2 separate regions of the Homo sapiens genome follow, and region 1 is linked to region 2. Evidence: chromatin loops called from intact Hi-C (ENCODE). Cell type or tissue: endothelial cell of umbilical vein. All regions are shown on one strand.

Evidence for each region. Hi-C counts contacts between places; a loop is a spot of excess contacts. Peaks named below come from ENCODE experiments on the same cell type or tissue, not always from the same donor. Only the 100,000 strongest peaks of a DNase experiment are listed, where the experiment ranks them.
Region 1: a loop joins it to region 2, with 3 times the contacts of the local background. A loop is called at or near these places in 27 of 110 quality-filtered maps.

Annotation. Positions count from the first base shown.
Region 1 is chr5:78,634,499-78,642,498 of GRCh38, reverse strand. The region is part of intron 1 of LHFPL2 (LHFPL tetraspan subfamily member 2); the gene reads left to right. Among named protein-coding and RNA genes, the nearest start is that of LHFPL2, 10 kb to the left of the region's middle. In endothelial cell of umbilical vein, no CTCF peak of the experiment used is centred here; DNase peaks (open chromatin) are centred at 1,528, 2,498 and 3,898; H3K27ac peaks cover 3,090 bases.
Region 2 is chr5:78,522,419-78,530,418 of GRCh38, reverse strand. The region is part of intron 3 of LHFPL2 (LHFPL tetraspan subfamily member 2); the gene reads left to right. Among named protein-coding and RNA genes, the nearest start is that of LHFPL2, 120 kb to the left of the region's middle. In endothelial cell of umbilical vein, no CTCF peak of the experiment used is centred here; DNase peaks (open chromatin) are centred at 3,168, 4,128, 6,048, 6,458 and 3 weaker places; H3K27ac peaks cover 8,000 bases.

The DNA of each region.
Region 1 (8,000 bases), 110 kb before region 2:
TTGTCCATCAAGCCCTTGACTTTAGCCTCAAATGACCAGGCTTGTACTGATGTTATTTTGCAGACTTGGTGAGTTCTGCTTGTTATTTTAAACTGAGCTAGTTAAGAGGGATGTACCTGGAATGGTTGTGAATGTGTTTGATAGCTAGGATGTGTAACTGACAAAATTGATACCATACACGTGTCTGTTAAGGACTGAATATTTGTGTCCCCCAGATTCATGTATATGTTGAAGCCCTAACCCGCTATGTGATGGTATTTGGAGGCAGGACCTTTGGGAGGTAATTAGGCTTAGATGAGATACTGAGGGTGGGACCTCCATAATAAGATCAGTGTCATTATGAGAAAAGGAAGAGAGACCAGAGCTCACTCTCCAGTGTGTGAGGATGCAGCAAAAAGGCGACTGTCTGTCTGCAAGCCAGGAAGAGGGCCCTCATCAGGAACCAAATCTCCTGGCACCTTAATCTTGGACTTCCCAGCCTTCAGAACTGTGAGAAATAAATGTTTGTCATTTAAGCTACCCAATCTATGGTATTTTATTATAGCAGCTTGAGCATATATGTGTGTGTGTGTGTGTGTGTGTGTGTGTGTGTATACTGTACATTTTCTTAAATACAATAAATATATTTAAGAAAATGTAAGATGAACTTCACTTGCTGAGAATGTAAACTAGTTTTGTGTATGTCTACAAAATATTGAATACGGTTAAAAAGGTGTGTTATCTGCACATTTTCCTAAACTTTAATCAGCTAGATCAGGAGAAACACCCAACTTTGATTTTGACAGTTGGCAGGTCCAGAAAGGAGAACCTCAGTGTATTTGGATTTTTCTTCTGGGTTTGTTCTGACTTTGATTTAATAACATGTTATAATGATTAAGTGGTTTTATGGAGACTATTTTACAAATATTTTTGTCAAACTTTATTTAAGACTTCCAAGGTATTTACTTGGGGGTGAACTTTGGAAGTTCAGTCAAACTAACTTTCACAACTCTTCACCTTAAAAAAAAATAAGCAAGGAAACCTGCACCCAGTTATAGTATTTGAAAGAAGAATATTTCAGCTGGTTAATAATGAACAATGTTTAACGCTGAGGTGACATCAGCAGTAGAAACAATTCTTTCCTTGTGCCTTAAGCACAGAGCATGGTTCAACTAGACGTAACCAGGTTGTCTGGCCTTTGACTGCACAAGGGTAATAGGTGGATGATAGTAGCCCAGGTTGATGTATGGAAACTAGGGTGTTCTGACAGTTTTAAAGCTCTTCCTGTTTGTGGGACTAAGAACATTTCCCTTGTGGGCTGAATCTCTCTGGTCCTAAAAGCACACAGATTCCCAGGAACCCTTGCATTGCTAATGGGCAGCTGCACATGTGTGTGGTTCCCAGGTCTTCATCTCCAACTGCTTTGCACACCCTTCCTCTGAAACATTTCCTTCCCTGCCTTAGAGAGGGTGGCCAGGCTCTCCTACTCTCTGTACTAGGATAACTAACTCTTGTTTTCATGTCCACCAGGGATGAGGTTTATCTACCTTCTTTTTTGAGGTTACCAAATGGCCCTCAAGGGCTACTGGTGTTAATTTGCATTTCATTCATTTGTGGCATAAATGAGAGTGTGCCAAGCAGGCCCCAGTGAATGCTTGTTGAATTGCAGGCACAACCGTTACTCCTCTTACTGCTGTGGATTTAGGGTAAGTCCAGTGGGGATGATTAATCATTGTTAGTCTGTGTAACCAGCAATAACACCTCACCTCATCCTTGCCTGCTTAACAGGGTTGGAAGGACAGAGACTAAAATTTTAACTGGTTATCTTAATGGGGCTATGAGTGACTAATTTTTTTTCTTTATTTTTCTGTTTCTCAGATTTTCTACAAGTAGTATGTTACTTTTTGAAATGAGAACTAAAGAGCTGGGGAAGTATTTTGGTTTTTGTACAAAACTGGATCAGTGGTTTTGGTCACAACATCATACATTGCTTGATATCCATGGTGCATCCTTTGTAAGGCAGTTCCTGTCTTTAAACAGAACTGACGTTCCTACTCATTGTTGATATAGTTATAAATACTGGAAGGCTGCAGGAATGTAACTAGGACTGGGGGTTGCAACCCAAATCCAGAATGGGGCAGCTTCCTCTGAATGATAGGGAAGACCCCACCCCTTATAATGGGTATGTTTGGTATGTTTTCATAAACATTTTAAGTGTGATTTGAGAGGTGTTTCTGTTGTATTGATAAGAAGTACTGAAATAAACCTGATTGATAAGAAATACTGAATTAAATAAGTGCTGTACTGGCATGTTTGATTTTTTTTTTGTTTTTTAATTTCACTGTTCAGTTGAACCTTAACCAGCAGTGAGATCTTAAATATTTCTTTAGCAACAAGCTCCCCACATGCCCGGAAAATTAAGAGGGACTCTTTTTCCTCTCCTGATTCTATTGTTCAGCATTTTCTTTCTTTCCACACTGTGCTGTGTTGTCGGGGCACCTGGAGTTCAAGCTTCCTTTCTCCTGGGGCAGGCTGCAATTGGACTGAATTTCACATGTTTTCTAGTTTTAAGGCATTTAGCCAGTTGTTTAAGGAAGGCTGTAATTGCATTCACAGGAGCCTCATTCAATCTTCAGATAAGTGGTGCATGGCACACACTTATTAAGGGCAAAATAACTTCTTAAAAAATTAACTTTCTCTTGCTCATAGAGAACACATTTTCTGAATTAAAAATAACAGACTGGATAGTCTGGGAATTACAAACTTACCAGTAAGCAGTGTTTTTGTATTTGTAAATGACTAACACTTGTATATTAAATAGATACGTAAGAAAAACATGGCTCACAACTTTAAAAACAATCTAAAATCACATTTGTTTTTTTTTTAAAATGGCCAACTGTCCGTTCTTAGAAGATGATTCTACATTCTAGAGAGGTATGTCTAAACAGATACTCTTTCATTTGCTCCTTCTTACAGTGGGCCTTTCAGGGTTCTTCTGCAGTGAAAACTCATAATTACCGACTTAATTACTGACTCTGCATGGATTCATGCTGTAATTCGTAGCATAGTGTGCCGGCTTAAACTGGTGACTGTAAGTCATTTTTGATCTGAATCCTTTTGGTAAGTGGGTGTGCTTAGGTTGTCTTGACTATTTATGCATTTTGTTTGTTTGTTTGTTTGTTTGTTTTTCCCAGCTTGTGCTTAAGTGTATTGTAAAGAAAGGGCAGCATGAGAGGGAACTAAGCTGATGTGTGAAATGTTTACACTATGTTACCAAGCCAAAAAGAGCTGTAGTCAGGGACAGTATGGGTGAAGAGGCCACACTGAATAATAAGAACCCCAATGGTGGTGGTGGTGGGAAGGTGTGAGAGTTTGTGTGTACACCTGTGTGGACAGGTGGCTGGGGGGCCTCTTAGGATAGTCTGACCAGCCATGTTAGGCAAGAACCACTGCTCCTTTTGGTCTGGAAACTAGACTTCTGGTCCTAAGAGGCTTCTGGCTTTCTTAATATCCATATTGGTCAACAAAACTTGAATGTTTTAAAAAATTTTAAAAACTTAATAACTGCCATCCAATTAGATTTCCTCTAGTTTGGGATGTGTATATTTGATTTTTGAAACCTTGATCATGAGACTTTCATTTCTTCTTGTGAAATTTCAGCTTTCTCAGTTCTGGCATGTTTGGCCTGTCCAGATAGTTTTGAATTCTGACCTGGTCGTCTGTCTTGTCAGCCTTCCCTCTGGGCCACAAGTCATTCTTTGATACATGCAGCCCGTCAGCCACTCAGGTTCTTTGAGTCATTAACTGGTGCTGCTCTGTTAGCCTCCCCTTGTCATTCTCCTCCAGTCCTCTTAGTAACCAAGGGTGCGTCAGCCTTTGCAGGCGGCCGGAGGGCAGAGGGTTGGAGTCTGTGCCAAGATACAGAGGAAGCTAATCATACCCGTGACCTCGACCTCATTAACATTGTGCTGGAACCAAAGAGCCAGCATTCCATGGTATTGTTTGACTTTGGATTGTCTCTGCTGATTTACGATCACGAGGTCTATAGTCCTGCCCTCGAAGGGAGGCAGATGTTAGAGCCAGATGAGAATGTGAGACACAATCAGAACTTACTGCCTCCTTTTTTATGTTTTTTAATTTATTATTTATTATTGTTATTATTATTTGAGACGGTGTCTCGCTCTGTCACCCAGGCTGGAGTGCAGTGGTGCCATCTCGGCTCACTGCAAGCCCCGCCTCCCTGGTTACACCATTCTCCTGCCTCAGCCTCCCGAATAGCTGGGACTACAGGCGCCTGCTACCATGCCTGGCTAATTTTTTTGTATTTTTAGTAGAGGTGGGGTTTCACCATGTTAGCCAGGATGGTCTCAATCTCCTGACCTCGTGATCCACCTGCCTCGGCCTCCCAAAATGCTAGGATTACAGGTGTAAGCCACCACGCCCGGCCCTTATTGCCTCCTTTTAACTTCCTAAAAACTGGGCTTTGGGTTGTCAGCTATTCATTGGGTCCTGCTGATGGTGATCTGGCCCCAAGACAAACCAGCACTGACAAGACTTGAGTGAACAGTGTGAGGGAGGAAGGCCTCTGAGAGGCTGGTGCCCGAGTGGGGAGGCTGATGTTCCAGAGTTGTGGGTAGAAGTCCCTACCCCATCAGGAGGGCTTCTCAAGCTTGACTGTGCCCAAGAATTGGCTGGAATCCTGTTAAAATACAGACTCTGATACAGCAGGGCTGGGTAGGGCCTAGGATTCTGTATCTCTAACAAGCTCTCTCCGTGATGCTTCCCCTGCTACTCCCGTGGAGCTCACTTTGAATAGCAAGGCCTCACATTAAACTGGAGCATGAAAGAGACTATGGAATAGGCATCTGGCGGCTGAGAAATGTCAGGGCTGAACCGTGCATGCCAGGAGGGCCTGTGAGGTCTGACTTGAAGTTGGTCACCTGCTACTTAGGGCTGGCCTCTATCAGGATGAGACTGCGAGCCCTCAGCCCTGGCACTTCCATTTGGGCCTTTAATAGCTGTTGGGAGCCACTGTGCAGGGATGCCTTTAATCCTTTAGGGCAGGGAGGTTATGAGCTCTTCCAGTTGAGATATGGTAAAGGTATAGGGGAAGGCTTCCCCCCCTCCCCCCAAGCTAGTTAAAATGATTTCCTCATTACATGTTGGTTATATTCCATAAGTTTAACTAGATTAGGAAGGCTCTAACTTCCTTCCATTAAACCTGCATTTTCCCACATACCCTATAACTTCAAGGTTATGCGATTACAAAGCTTTTAAAAGGTTGCCTATTGTTTCATTTGGAGCATTATTTCTGAAACTTGCCTGACACTCTGCTAAGGTGCTAGCTAGACATATGTGACCAGACCCTACCCGGGGTTTTGGCTTCATAGGTCTGGAGTGGGTCCTGGGAATCTGTGTCTTTTAAACAAAGCTTCTAGGTGGTTCTTATGATCAGGAAGGCTCTAGAAAAACCAATTTAGAGGAGTATCAGTTTAGAAACCTGTCTGTCTGAGCTTGTGATATTGGCCATGTCTGAGGGACACCCTTGCCTGTTTATTTCTTGGCCTCCTAGATACTTGCTTGTGAAGGGCTGTCTTCTGTCCCATTGGATCCACTTCACTTTTTATCTTAATACATGCTTTTGCTTTTACAGAGAGGCTCTTATCTTGGATGGAGCCAAATCAGAGAGGCCTTTGTTAATGGTGTAAGAAGTCAGTTCTGTGAAGCCTTTATTTTTAGGAAGGTTTTACAGACACTGATTATTAAGTGCTCAAAGATACTGGACTACATAAGCTTTGGGCCTCTGTAGAGAAGTCTTTAAGAATGTCTCGATAGTGATTTTCCCACTCTTTCCTACTTTGGTTCAGACACTGGAGATAATGAGCGTTGTTAAGTAATGGATGACCAGAAATGGATGAAGAAGGGGCCCCATCCTCCACAGACCAGCTTGATTCTGATCCAGGTGAATTGGAAGGTTAAGGAGTTTGCCCTTCCACAATTGTATGAAAATTAACCTCTATTCCTAAAGATGCAGGATCCATCTCAGCCTTACCTTAGGGGCAAAGTCAGCTTATGAAACCAATGAAGTAGGAAATGGTCAGTGTGGGGGGATCAGCTGGATATAGAAGTAGCTCCTTACCCGAAAGGTGGAATTCACTTACTGTTGTACTTACAATTCTACCATTAGAGAAATTGGGTGAAGTGTTTCCCTTTAAGCCTCTTATTAGACGTGTAAGCACACAGAGGACAGGCAATGCATTTGTGATTTATACGTTAACAGGAATAACTTAATAGAATGCTTCTCAGGATCAGAGTATGCAAGAGTGGATTCTGATAGGGTGGAGTGTGGGGCACTCTTCAAGGAGGGCAGAGCAGGAGGCAGGGCCACAGACGGCAGCCTCAGGCACCAGGTGTCCAGGCAGCTCAAGAAGAGCACAGGATGCCTGGGAGGGCACTAGGCAGAACTTGTTCCCATTCATTTAATTGGTGTTTGTGTGCGCGTGTGTGTGTGTGTGTGTGTCTGTGTGTGTGATGGGAACTTTAATATAATTTACGATGCATTTGGCACACTTCTAATGTGGCCATTTCACATACTAGTTGTAATGAAAAGCCAGGTGATCTATATATGAAAACTAAGACTAAACACCATAATTGTACCTAGGATTGTTTTGGTTGGTTGGTTGTTTTTTGTTGTTGTTTGTTTGTTTGTTTGTTTTTGAGACGGAGTCTCGCTCTGTCACCCAGGCTGGAGTGCAGTGGCGCGATCTCGGCTCACTGCAAGCTCTGCCTCCCGGGTTCACACCATTCTCCTGCCTCAGCCTCCCAAGTAGCTGGGACTACAGGCGCCCACCACCACACCCGGCTAATTTTTTGTATTTTTTAGTAGAGACGGGGTTTCACCGTGTTAGCCAGGATGGTCTCGATCTCCTGACCTCGTGGTCCGCCCGCCTGGGCCTCCCAAAGTGCTGGAATTACAGGCGTAAGCCACTGTGCCTGGCCGGTTTTGTTTTTTAAAGTCAGTTTGGTTGTGAGAGAGAAGCTAAATCCAAGACTTGGAAAATGATCCATTTTCTGTACCTGCTTAGCAGGTGAGCTTGGCCAGCGGCAGAAACCATCCCTTTTCCCTGGGGGAAGAGGGGGCGGTGGGAGTGTTGGGGGCGTCTTTCCCAGAGGACTTGAAGAGAAGGGCTTGACTCTCCTGAGATTGCATGCCACCTAGGTAATGTGCATTAGTGCATGCTTTCTCTGTCGTATCTGAAAAGAGTCATTACATTTGCAGAGTTCTCAGCCTCTGGCTGGCAAAAAGAAACTGAACTTGGGCATTCTGCTGCCAAAGCCAAAGCTTGTGTAAGTGGTGGAGTATGTTTTGAGAACAGAGTGGGGATGGGTTGGGAGATTCTCTTGTCTCTGCTGTCGGAGTAAACCAGAACCGACAGAGGACTTACACAGAAGCACTCCCGAGGGACCAGAACTCTGGGAATGTCTGTGAAGAACTGACCCACTCCACGGCTCACAGCCATTTCCCGACTCTTCTTCCCCTGGTGTCCCTAGATTGGGCTTAGTGCCCCACATTCTAAGATTCATAAGATGTTCCTCCATGTTCTTGAAATGAAACACACAAAAAATGATTCCATTCTTATCACAAATAAAATGTCTTTGTCCTCAAGGGGGCATGGTACTCAGGAAAGATGGGAACACAGCCTGTGAAAGGCAGAAATTGATAAGAACTGTCTGTTCTGCCTCCCTGACCTTCCTTTGCTGTTAGCTTGCTCTGCGGCCTTGGGCAAATCATTTTGCCTCTTTGGATTGGAAAGGGTGAGGGGATGGAATGCAGGCCTGAAACTCTTATTCCAGGTGAGTCCATATGGCTATGTATTCAGTCATTTATTCAACACATGCTTATTACACCCCTTGGAAAGCTCACAGTCTAGTGGGGAGAGACAGGTGGAAGAGCCATGATCGTTGAGGGCTAGCAGGTGTGGCGGTGTGTTTGGCCATGGAAGGCCTTTGGAGGCGTGGGA
Region 2 (8,000 bases):
TGGTTCAGCCTGATTTCATGTGAACCTTCTTAGTGGTTATGCTTCTACAAGAAGTATTAGAGAAACAGTAGACTAAAGCCACATGTATATGTGAAACCAAAAATGGTTAATTTTCTGTTTTTAAATACTAATGGTATAATTTGATTATTAGAGACATGGGTTAGAATTTTTTCATTATTTTTAACAGTCACTTGGTATTTCAGAGAAACTCATTTTTTAAATTAAAAAATTAAAAATTTAAAAAAATTATTTGCAATTTTGAAAAAATTTTACTGATGATGTTTAGCTATGAATTGGAATGTCCTTGAGTAATTTACTAAAAATAATGTGCCTGATGGATCTTATGGCTTAACTTGGCATGGGCAAAATGGCATTTGCCCAATCTTCTGTTCTGGGAACTAGTTTATTTTCTCTCCCTTCTTCCAGTTTCCACAAATTTGGTCTTGCAGGTAGATTTTATTGTAATTTTTAAAATAAGTTGTAAATCAGTTAATACCTGAAATAAAAAGACAAGTGCTGTTGGAAGAGTTGGTACATTCATGAGCCTGATTTTTGCAAAGATATTAAAAAACATTTTGTGGGTATGATTCACACCCTGATGCTTTTATAAATTCTTGCATTGCACAAATTTATGATTCAGTCTGTCAGATGATTTCCTTCCTTGAGACTCTCTAATATTGCAAAAATTCAGTGATTTGTTTCACAAATTCTTTCATCTGTCTCGTCATGTAATGCTTTCTGTTCTTAAAGCTGTGAGCATTTTCTTTTTTTTTTTTGAGACGGAGTCTCGCTCTGTCGCCCAGGCCGGACTGCGGACTGCAGTGGCGCAATCTCGGCTCACTGCAAGCTCCGCTTCCCGTATGCTACATGCCAGCCTTGCTGCGTGGCCTGGCTCCATCCTGCACCAACCCCCTGTTACTGCTAGGCTGCAAAATGCTTTCCAGGGGCAATGTGTGGCTTCATGCTTCAGGGAAAAGTGTTATACTTTCTCTCTGCTTTTCAACCTTTCACAGGAATACTGTGACAGTAAAGCGAGGTCATCAGTAAGAGTCCTTTTCAGTTCTTATGAAGGCAGTTGCTACAGGATTCCAGGTGTTGGTCTGCGCAAACTTTTAATTCTTATTATTTATTTAGAAATAGGTCCTCACTCTGTTGCTCAGGCTGGAGTGTAGTGGCACAATCATCGCTCACTGCAGCCTTGAACCCCTGGGCTCAAGTGATCCTCCCACCTCAGCCTCCTGTGTAGCTGGGACTACAGGCGCATGCCACCATGTCTGGCTAATTAAATTTTTCTTTTTTTTTTTTTCAGAGACGTGGTCTTGTTATGTTGCCCAGGCTGTTGAACGCCTGGCCTCAAGCAGTCCTCCCGTCTCAGCCTCTCAAAGTGGTGGGATTACAGGCATGAGCTACCATACCTGGGAAAAGTTTTAAAGTATGAAAATACTTGCCTTTGACAGGGCTCTGCCAATTAACATTTGGCTTTCAAAAAACAAGCTGTTTTTATCTGTTAGCATTAGGCTGGTTAAAATAGACGTATCTTGGTTGTTGGTATTTATTAACATCTTTTGAATGTGGATGCTTGTGACTGTCTTGGGTGTTGAAGGGAATGCTCTATATTTATTGATACACTTAAATGGCCATTGCCTCAGTTTCCTATTTGTGAAACATAATAGCACCTACCTGACAGCTGTGAGGGAGTTAAGGGGTGGTGCATTTAGTGGGTACACATACATAACTGTGCCTGCTGCTTTGGTAGGGCCTCTAAATGGCACCATCATTGTTAGTTATTGCTGCAGAAACACATTCTATAACCAGTGTACAAACATGGTAATGAGTTAACATGAATACAATAGAGCAACGGTCCCCAACCTTTTTGGCACCAGGGACCTGTTTCGTGGAAGACAATTTTTCTATGTATGATGGGGTGGGATGGTTTCAGGATGAAACTATCTCAGATCATCAGGTATTAGATTCTCATAAGGAGCATGCAACCTAGATCCTTTGCACACACAGTTCACAATAGGGTTTGTGCTCCTATGAGAATCTAATGCCACTGTTGATATGACAAGAGGCAGAGCTCAGGTGGTAATTCTGGCTTGCCACCACTCACCTCCTGCTGTGCAGCCCAGTTCCTAACAGGCCACAGACCGGTACTGGTTTGTGGCCTGGGGGTTGGGGACCCCTGCGATAAAGGAGTCTTAGAGCATAAAATGGAGAGTGTGTCAGCAGAGTTGAGTTAGAACAATAGAACTTGGAAGCCCATAGCAGGTACAGTTCTGTGACTAAGTGCCCACAAGAAATGCATTGGTTTAAGCATTTCAGTATTGTTTTATGTTACTGGGAGCACAGTTAAGCCAAAGAGAGATCCAATTTTAGACAGATAGTGGTGGTTCAGAGATGGAAAATAGCTGGCAGCTCCAGGTTCAGAAAATCAAGGAGGGTTATCAGAACTGAGAAACGAGAAATAAACAGTAGAGATCAATGACCATTGGATGTTACTCTTAATCGCTTACACTCCTCAGGATTCAGAACGAGAGGTGTTGCTGACTTCATGTTCTTATCCAGGCAGTTCAGTAAATGCCATGTATCTGAATAAATAAAGCTTGGGGTAGGGTGGGGACCAAGATGGGTAGCTAATTTTCCCAGCTGAATGATGTTGTTTAGTCTGTCTTTTGCTGGGACTAGAAACTGTTGTAATATTACAAGTTGAAAATTTCACAATCTTTTTTTTTTCTTTGTGAAGTAAAATCTGAAATCCTTCGTCCCTTGACTTCATTAGAAGTGCAGTGAAACTGGCCTTCTAGATCTGTTTCCAGTCAGAGGACTTTATATACAAAGTTCGTGAACACAAAAGGGTCTGGTGAAATAACGAGATGGGAGGCTGGTCCAAATTTCTGATCCTTTTGAGTTAAAAGTCATTCTGAGCAGTGGCTGTTGACTGTACCACCCAGGGGGCAATCTGCAAGTGCGGTTGTCATTTATTAGCCTTCTTTACTTCTAGGCTCTCAGTGACTTCTCATTTGAACTTTTGGAAAAAAAAAAAAAAAAAAAAAAACTCCTCATCAGCATTAAGAGCTTTCCCGAAGCTTGATCTTCAGAGTCTTGCTTCCTGATTTCCAGACAGAACTGAGTTAAAAACATAGTAACTGGGTTCGTTTGTTTTCCTGTCTCCAAGGCGTTTGGCCCCATGTTAATCTTCCCAGCTGAGGCAGGAGAGGAACACTTAGTCACTCACACTGCTCACTGACATGAGCCAGCAATGGAAATGGTGACTTGACAAAATGCTGGCCGGGGAACTGGAGTTCTCCTTCAAGCAGGACCAAATATTTCCCAAATTAATTCTGACAAAGCGAATTTAACATTCAACCTTCTGGAGTTTCTCAGAATAGTTTAGGGTATTTTAAGTCAACTCTGTATTTGTTGCCTGTTATTCAAATTTCTAACCTCAACTACCTATTGGGTCCTTCCACATTGGCATCAAATAGTTTTCTTTTCCAAGCTGGGCTATGGATGTTTTTATCTTGTGAAAATTCCCCGGGAAAGCGACGCCATGGTGATGTCTTTGATTGGATGTTGGGGTCACATGGAGGGTGCTGTGTAGCCTTCAGGAAAGAATGGAGGTCTGTCTTGTCTTCTTCATTTGGTTTTTGAAGTGCATTCAATTGACAATAACATAATAATAGCATATCATGGTAAAAAATCACTCGCCTCCACTGGGTTTTTGTGTGGACCCAACTTGGGCTCAGAAGATTACAGATGGTTGGGGCACATTGTTGAATGTTAAAGTGTGCAGCCTTAAGCACTAGGCACAAGCCCACTGCTATTCTGGGTTATTTAATTTACTTTGATGAGGAAGGAACGATCTGGTGCATTTGAATGACAGAATAGATAACTGCATATCACTGGGATGTAAGTATAACATGGGTTCAGAAGAAGACCGCAAAGACAGTATTTCAGTAAATATTGCCAGGCTTTGTCTCACAAAGACTTGGTTGTATTTCTGAGTGGCTAATTAGGAGGTGTTTTCAATTTAATGTTGCATTCGCTATGAGTCAGATAGAAAGTCAAGATGATTGTTTTTAACAGCTTATTTCAGACTTCAGCTACCGGAAAAAGTCACTGACTATTTCTAAACCCAAGGAGATTTGAGTGCTGATTGACTCACAGTATTTGTGTTCCAGTGAGTCCGTCCACACCCAGCCTGTATGTGACACACAAACTTGGAGTGTGGGGAGGAGTGGGGAGGCAAGAAAATGGAGTGCTCTGTAGAGTGGTGGCGGGGGCCAGGGCTACAGAGGCCAGCAGAAGAGGCAGAGAGCGGGGCTTTGTTCAGTTTCCTACTGAGGGGCCGGGGAACAGCTAGTGGGAGAGACCCAGGTTTGAAGCCCCTGGCACTGGACTTGGGGAGGCTGGGGTGGCTCTGCTGCCTTCTTCAGCAGGCTCAGATAGGAAGAAGCTGGAAGGCAGCTCTTGACCAGAGAGGAGGCTCTATCTACCGTGCTCACACTTTCCTACTTCCTTGGTGTTGAGCCATATTACTTTTCTTCTTAGCTCCATCACAACTGTCCTCTGCACCTTGCAGTGGCCATTTTCAGCTATTTAGATACTCACCAGCTCTCACTGTGGTATCCTATTCCCAAACGCAGCATGTTTATTTTAACTTGTGTCTTCAAGCAGTTTTTAGAAGGTGCACACTTTTACCTTTTCCTCTTTGTGTCAGGATATTTCTCCTTAGTCTGTATCCGTTTTCGCATTTCATCTCTTTTCTCTTTATTCTCTTTACTCCCCACTTTATCCTCCAAGGGATGAAAACAACTTGATTTTTATCAAGGTGAGTGTTAATAAGTGGCCGTGTGTTTCTAACACACTAGCCTTTGTGCCCTGTACAGACTGCTTAGATGTGAGCTGTGTGGGCATTCGTTCTTATTAATGACCCCATGAATGACCTGCTCAATTCATTTTTCCAAGGTTATGGATCTGTGACTTTTCTTTAACCATTATCATTGCTACCATTTACTGAATGCTTACTCTGTGCATTACAGTGCTTTATGCAAAGCACTTTACATGTATTCTCTCATTTAGTCTTCATCTCTACCCTATAAGATATCCTCATTTTATAGCTGGGGAAATTGAGGCATAGGGAGATTAGTGATTGCCCTGCTTTATTCTGCCAGTGTGTCCTATAGTCAGCATTTGACGCTCATCTCAGTCCCTGGGTCTAAACCACAGCAGTACCTTCTGGAGCAGGATTGTCCCCTGGGAACATTCAGCAGTGTCTAAAGACATTGTTTTTGGCCACGACTGAGAGCGCGCTACTGGCATATAGTGGGAAGAAGCTAGGAATGCTGCTAACCATCCTTCAATTTATAGGACCAGCCCCTGCAACAAAGAATTATTCAGCCCCAAGTGTTAGAAGTACTGAAGTTGAGAAACCCTGTTATATCTAGAAACATTTACCTTTAATACTCAAGGAGTACCAAGTATTAAATATCCACACAATGTTCTGAAGTTTTAATTATTTCAAGAAATATTTATTGTTTGCATAGTTTCAAACATTTAAAAAATACTCAACAGGGAGAAAAATATGTAACTGTTTCCAAAGAGAAAACATTTCATGAGATTCCTAACTTTTGAGATTCTGAGGATGTCTAACAATTTTTTTTTTTTTTTTTTTTTGAGAACAGGGTCACATTCTGTCCCCCAGACTGGAGTGCAGTGGTGCAATCTTGGCTCACTGCAAACTCTGCCTTCTGGGTTCAAGCGATTCTTGTGCCTCAGCCTCCTGAGCAGCTGGGGCTACAGGCGCCCGCCACCACACCTGGCTAATTTTTGTATTTTTAGTGGAGGTGGGGTTTCACCATTTTGTCCAGGCTGATCTTGAACTCCTGGGCTCAAGTGATCCGCCTGCCCTGGCCTCCCAAAGTGCTAGGTTTACAGGCATGAGCCACTGCGCCTGGCCGGATATCTAACAATTCTTATACCTCCATTGTGATATTATTGTTGGAACAGAGCATGACATTTGAATAATTACGCCAGACATTTTTTCTTTGGTTCCCACTTAGAAGCTGTATACACATAAATTCTCTGCTAGATGTCAGTAGGAAATTCTAAAATTGTGAAACTTGGTGTCTTGGGCTTATTGGGTCCCATGAGTGAGTGTGCCCGAAAACCTCACTGAGCAGCCCAAGGGAAAAGGCTGTGAGGCCGAGGAGCATAACCTGGGCGCAAGGTGAGCAAGGCCCGGGTTTTCCTGAGAAGGAGGCTGGGTGTGGGTTCTGTGTGGAGCGAGTCTTGTAGCCTTAATGACAACCTTCTGTTTCTGTGTTCTAGTCATGTGCTCAGCCCCTCTGCTCATCAGGCAAAACCGAGTGTTCCCAGTTGGAGAAGTTTAAGGTCTTCCTGTTTGTCTGAACTCCTGGCAGCGAAAACATAGACATCTGTGCATTGTCCGGCTCGTTTCCTTCCCTCAGCCCCCTGCCCAGCCCCTCCACAGCATCTACACCATTGTATTGTTCACATTCTTCCTTATCTTGACCTTGTACTAACTGCCTGTTTATTGTAATGACTCCTCAGATAAAGTACTGCTTGGGACTTTTTTCTTTTAATTAAATGTTTGGGGTTGAGAAATTGAGAATCTAGTGAAACTGCAGCGCGCAACATTTTGAAGTGTATCTCGGGCCACGGCAAGACTGACTTCAGTTCCTGCTGGACTCATTACTTCTTTTTAGGGGGAAATGTTTGTTTCTCAGGCTGTGACTGTCAATGACGTCCACTGGCCCCTGTGGGCCATTGCCACCCTCATTCTGTCCTCGCCCTTGCCTTCTAGGACCATCCCCCCTCATTCTTCGCCCTTGGCAGGTTATCTCTGTGGCAGGTTGTCTCTTGTCCTCTGTCTCTTTGGCAGATTTCCCCCCTTTGCCTGTCTCAGGCAGATAGCATCCCCAGGGTACATTCTGGTCCTCCCGCCTTCTTCTACCCCCTCACTGTGGGGGAGCTCCATCCTACCCCAGGCTTTCTGTACACTGAGAGCTCCCAAGTCTCCTGAGTGCCTAACATATTTAAAGTAGTTAAGGGTCATTCTAGTTCCTCGTAAACCATTATAAAAAGTTCACAAATAATCCTGTGAGTTAAAAAGTGAATTCGAATGGGTACGAGGGGCTGTGAGAACATAAGGTGAGTTTTAATTCTTCTGTTTGAAATTCATCATACTATATAGCTAGCAGATATGCCTGGGTTAAAAAATCACTCGCCCCTTCATTTTCCATTTTTACTTGCAGAAATACACACACACACACACACACACACACCACAGACACACACACGTGCACACGCCAGAAAAGGGTTATCAGCCACTTCTGTCTTGCTGAGAACATAAGCAGTGTCAGCATGGTCCACCCTTCTTGACTTCTATTAAGAAGTGTTTTTATGCGACCATCTGGGGTTATACAACAGATGCAGAAAAACGTCAACCTTTTCTCCCCCCTCAGCTACAACTCTCCCATTTGAATTAACCGTCTGTTTACTTCCCAGATATCATATCCCTGATAAAACCTTATCTTGGTTTTCTCAAGATTCTCACCCCTCAGTCCTGCCCTACCCACATCAGGGCACTGAGTTCTCAATGACCTAGTTATGGTCTTCAGTGGCTCAGGTCTTTATTATATCTGTGTATTTCCTGATTCCAGTGTTAATAAGTTTCCGGAGGGCAGTAAGAGTATCTTCAGGTCTCCTTCCCTGCCTTCCCTCTCCACCCCCATTGTCCAGTACTTCAACCTTGGACAATTGGTTGTGAACAAGGGTTGGTTCTAGAGGTGTCTGAATTGCCTTACCACTTTAGAACTTCAGTGCTTGGTTCAATAAAAGTTGGCTGTTAGTAATCACAGTGATAAACAAGTGTCAGCAAACGTATATTAACGTGAATTCTTTGGTTTGGGAGGTCAGCAATGTGAGAGACTCCTTTTTAAAATTTTTTTTTTATTTTGAGACAAGAGTCTCACTCT